2 separate regions of the Homo sapiens genome follow, and region 2 is linked to region 1. Evidence: chromatin loops called from intact Hi-C (ENCODE). Cell type or tissue: IMR-90. All regions are shown on one strand.

Region 1 (2,500 bases):
TTAGCATTGCAGGGAGCCTTCTGTACTACTGACATGACACTTCATTTGGCGTTCTAATTTTGTATCACTACAGTGATGATGTAAAAATGACATGGCCATTGGAATTTGCCTAGAATCCCGGCCCTAGGTCCAAAAGTATATTTTGCAAGATGATTTCAATGCTAATTTCAAAAAACACGTTGATGAAGAGAAGGAAATGTATGAAGAAGGAAGTGGGTTAGCTCAGGAAATGAATAACTGCCTCTATAAGAGTTTATTCTGTGACTGTTTGGTTTTTCACTCTGTGGGAGCCTTGAGAAACGATACCCAGAGAAGCCCATTTGAGGTCTTTCAAACACCCTCAACTAAATTTTAGTAGAAGAGAATCTGTACCACTAGTGACAACAAAGTATGAACACAAATTCTGGCACCAACAAAAGAGGGCATTTTATTCTTAAAATAAATACGTTATTAAATTTGATTTAACCAGTTGTATTTCTTCTTAAACATAAACTTGAAGATATGAAATTCTTCCTGAAATTGTATCTATTCCTATAGATCCTTTAAGATTTTTCTTTAAAATGGGGCTTGTTTCTTAACAAAAAGCTTTTAGAGAACCCTGTAACTTTTTGTTCTTCTATACTTTGGGCTGGGGTAATTAGGATGGATTTCAACTAAAGACTCTTAATTTTTAAAACATGGGCAGAAATAATACAGCTTGTGTGGCTATAGACAATTTTTATCAAAATACCATGTACTTGCTTTAGATATATTATTTGTATATCTGAGGGAAAGAATAGTGGAGGTCTCACTATCATTGTTTTTAACATTATCAAACTTAAGAGAATTTTAGAAAGTTGGACAACTATAGTTTTTTTTTGAAGATGAGGAGAGTGCTTAGCTATGTGCATGAATTTTTGGTAAAACAGGACAACTCATTTAGTTGTGGCTGAAACTCCACTGGAAATTTTTTTGGTTTGTTTCTTGTTTATTCAGCCTGGCTAATCTGAGCTTTCTCAGAGATTGTTTAGTGCTGAACTCAGCAACAAAAATCAGTTCTAGGAATTTGCCACTGCTCTGACTGTGCAGAGGAGAGCTCTGATTATGTTTTGGAAATAACTTCAGAGGTTTTGCTGTAATCTGAGCTTGCTGACAGTCACTGTGGCCTGAACTCCTTTCTAGTGATTGCACCCTTTAAATAGGAAATGCCTTCCAGCTACTTGGGCAGTGCGATACTTGTTTAGTTGTAGGCCCAGGAGCCTCATGCAAAGAAAAATTCTTATCAGAGGTTCCCATTTCAGTTTTCTTTCTGGGCTGTTCTGTTGCACATTTTGTTGTTGTTGGGCTGACATGTATTACAGCATTTCTTTATAAGCCCCCATGGCTCCTCTTTTCAGTAGATTAATTATGTTATTACTCAAAGGGAAATGTTGAACAAAGCAATGGCGACTCCATTTTATTAATCTTAAAAAAAAAAAACTGGAAATAGGCCAGGCACGGTGGCTCACGCCTGTAATCCCAGCACTTTGGGAGGCCGAGGCGGGAGGATCACCTGAGGTCAGGAGTTTGAGACCAGCCTGGCCAACATGGTGAAACCCTGTCTCTACTAGGAAAAAAAAAAAAAAAAAAAAAAACTAGCTGGGCATGGTGGCGGGTGCCTGTAATCCCAACTACTTGGGAGGCTAAGGCAGGAGAATCGCTTGAACCCGGGAGGCGGAGGTTGCAGTGAACGAAGATTGCGCCATTGCACTCCAGCCTGGGCAATGGAGACAGACTCCATCTCAAAAAAAAAAAAAAAAAAAAAAAAAGGAAATAATGCTGAAAACGAAATTTTAGGTAATTTGCAGATAATTTTAAAGATGGAAATGTAATTTTTCCACATAAGCCTTCTTCATAAATGTTTTTTATTGTGTAGAGTTTCTGATTTACTAATTTTCTTATTGTGAGCACTATATTTATCATCTTTGTAAATGATGATTTCTTTTCTGATAGGCTGTGGAACCTAACATTTACATCTGATTATCTGCCTTCCCTATTGACTCAGACTGTGTATTTTTTGTCTTGATTTTTATATTGTAAATATGTATATTGCAGGAAAAGATTGTATAGCCAAACTTTGAAGTGTCCAATTACTAAAAGTTGAGGTTTTAGTGGGAGAAATATTGTAAAAGATTCTGGTATTCCTGTTTGCAAATATAGCTTTGGTGAACAGTTTTCTCATGTGAAGGAAAAATTGCAGACCACAAATTTGTGGCTTCTGTTTCCTTATTTCTCAATAACAAGCTTTTACATCTGCCCCTCCCTTAAAATGACATGAAATTAAATAAAACTACCATTTATGAAATGTCTACTCTTCCAGTGCCTGTGCGAGACATTTTCACAGACATGATGTCATTTGATCTTTGCAGTAACCTTAGGCGAGGAATGTTAATGCCCCAACTTTTTACAGAGACGCTGAGGTTTGAAGAAGTGAAGGAACTGGTTGAAGGTGGACACACGGGTCTGGGGAACCCACGCGCTA
Region 2 (2,500 bases), 110 kb before region 1:
CAAAACCATCCCTCTGCAACCCGGGGTCCGTGGAAAAATTGTCTTTCACGAAACAAGTCCCTGATGCCAAAAACTTGGTAACCACTGTTCTACAGAGAATCAGTGCACAAATATTTTCAGCTTTGCAGGCCATGAGACCCTTACAACTACTCAAATCTGCTGTTATAGCATGCAAACAATCACAAAGAACACAAAAAGGAGTGATGTGACTGCGTTTCAACAAAAGTTTTTTTTTTTTTTAGATAGGGTCTCACTGTGTTACCCAGGCTGGAGTACAATGGCGTGACACTGGCTTACTGGAGCCTCAACCTCCCAGGCCCCGGCAATCCTCTTACTCAGCCTCCTGAGTAGCAGGGACCACAGGCATGCACCACCATGCCCAGCTAATTTTGCGTATTTTTTATAAAGATGAGGTTTTGCCAGGTTGCCAAGGTTGGTCTTGAACTCCTAGACTCAAGTGATCTGCTTGCCTCTGCCTCCCAAAGTGCTGGAATTACAGGCATGAGCCATAGTGCCCGGCCAATAAAACTTAAAACACAAAACAAAACAGGTGACTGATTGAATTTGGCCAATAGGACATAATTTGCTGACCCTAACATAGATGAATAAATGTTGACAGTAAACATGAATGCTACTGTAAATGACTTTCTCCTGTTTTCCCATACCACCTTGAGGCCTTTCTAGGCCTCAAATTTCATGTCTAGGTCATTCATTACTAACATATCTGCCAGATGATAGTTCCCCAGTGTCTGGGCCTATTGGCCCTTCCCCTCGCTCTTTCAAAAAAAAGTCTAAGTAGGAGAGTATGCAACCAAGAGCCATAGCAGGATATTTCCCACATACCAGAGAGTCTGAAAGTTCACCCTAAATTTTATAGTGTAGGAACCCACCTATGGACCCCTATGTGGGTTGAATAATTTCTCTTCTTCTGAACGTCAATTAGTTAAAACTCTGGATTTAAAATGTAAAACCTTGAAGCTGGAACCATAACTAGGAATGTGTCAGGATTTTATCTTCCGAAAATCTCTAGAAAAGTCAGTGTTTCTTGGTGTTGGTGGAGGGGGGTGGGCAGTGATATTTCTTTCTCATGTTTGAGGCTTCCACAGAAAGGGAGTTCAGTCAAGCGACAGTCCTTGGCTTCCTCTATTCTTTACTCATCCTGTTTGGGAAAGGTAGAGCAACTCGTCTGATTGGTACATCTGGAAAGAATAAACTAGGCTTGCTTGGCTCAGCCCCTGACCTTATTTTTTCCTCCTAGGATTACATTTGCTTATATCAAGCACAATTTCTTCTCTGTTACTCATTCCATAAAATTCTTCCTAGTTGTCCTCATTTAGTACTGCCTATCATGATGTGAGTAAGCCTGACTATTTCTGGATAGAGTTAGGAGGCTCATTTTACTCTCACATTAACATATTTCTTCCAGTGTAGCTTTATTGCCTGTGATTGAGCAGACATTTTGGCCACCATCAGTTTCTTCTTCGTCTTATTGTTTAATCTCTTCTGAGCCCAGTGGGAAAGAGGGGAGTGTATAAAGATATCTTCTTATATTCAGTATTCTTGATTCCCTGGCATCTGCAGCCTCACTGGCCAGGGAGAGATTGACTCTTCCCAGACTAGCTAGTTCCTAGAGATAGTCAACAACTCCTCTCTGCCTTTCATTGGCAAATTGAACAGTCCAGAACTCATATCCCCCAACCACCTCCTTTATCGAACTCTTATACACAAGCCAACTTTCCCCTGCCCTAATCAACCTAGGGTCAGGTACCACGCAACTCAGGACAGTCCCTACACCCCAGAGACAGCTGAAATTATTAAAACTAAGCAATCCTACATCTTCCTTGCCTTGCCTTTTTTCTTGCCTTGCTCCTTCCTTGCCTTGCCCCTCCCCTCTCCTTCCCTCCCTTCCCTTCCCTTCCTCTTCCCTCTCTTCCCCTTCCCTTCCCTCTCCTCCCTTGCCCTCCCCTCCCCTTCTCTTTCCTGTAGAAATGATGATAAAGGCTCATGCCCATGGTTTCCTCTTGCTTCTTCTGCCTCCTGACCGACACTGGTGCTTCCCCGTGTGGCCCTGTGTGGCTTGTTGTGCCCCTTCCCTCTTGGGAACTGTGAGTCACAAGCTGTCTCTTCATTGGCAGTCATCTCATCATCTGCTGGCCTCACCATACCTAAATAATAACATCTACATTTTAAAACAAACAGTTGTTACTGGGCCCCTCCAAAGGCCCAACAAATATCATTTTTCCCTTCGTTCCTGATGTGTTTCTTTTGAAATCAGGAAGATGGAACAGAATTACCTAAATATCTAGGTCCTGATTAGCAATAATTTGCCCAGTTTTCATTTGTTTTTGAGATTCTTACTACTGATTTCTTAAAGAAAAGTAACTTATCTTAAGAATTTATCAATCTGCATCTTAAGTATGAGACATTCTTAAGCTTTGAGAACTAAGAGAAATGTAATTCATGGTCCAAGCCCTCAGTAAACTTATGGCCCATTGGGAAA

The links. Peaks named below come from ENCODE experiments on the same cell type or tissue, not always from the same donor. Only the 100,000 strongest peaks of a DNase experiment are listed, where the experiment ranks them.
Region 2: a loop joins it to region 1, with 7 times the contacts of the local background. A loop is called at or near these places in 8 of 110 quality-filtered maps.

What each region holds. Positions count from the first base shown.
Region 1 is chr9:75,147,670-75,150,169 of GRCh38, forward strand. No RefSeq gene overlaps it. Among named protein-coding and RNA genes, the nearest start is that of OSTF1, 60 kb to the left of the region's middle. In IMR-90, no CTCF peak of the experiment used is centred here; a DNase peak (open chromatin) is centred at 1,072; H3K27ac peaks cover 223 bases.
Region 2 is chr9:75,037,924-75,040,423 of GRCh38, forward strand. No RefSeq gene overlaps it. Among named protein-coding and RNA genes, the nearest start is that of CARNMT1, 11 kb to the left of the region's middle. In IMR-90, no CTCF peak of the experiment used is centred here; a DNase peak (open chromatin) is centred at 1,278; H3K27ac peaks cover 1,655 bases.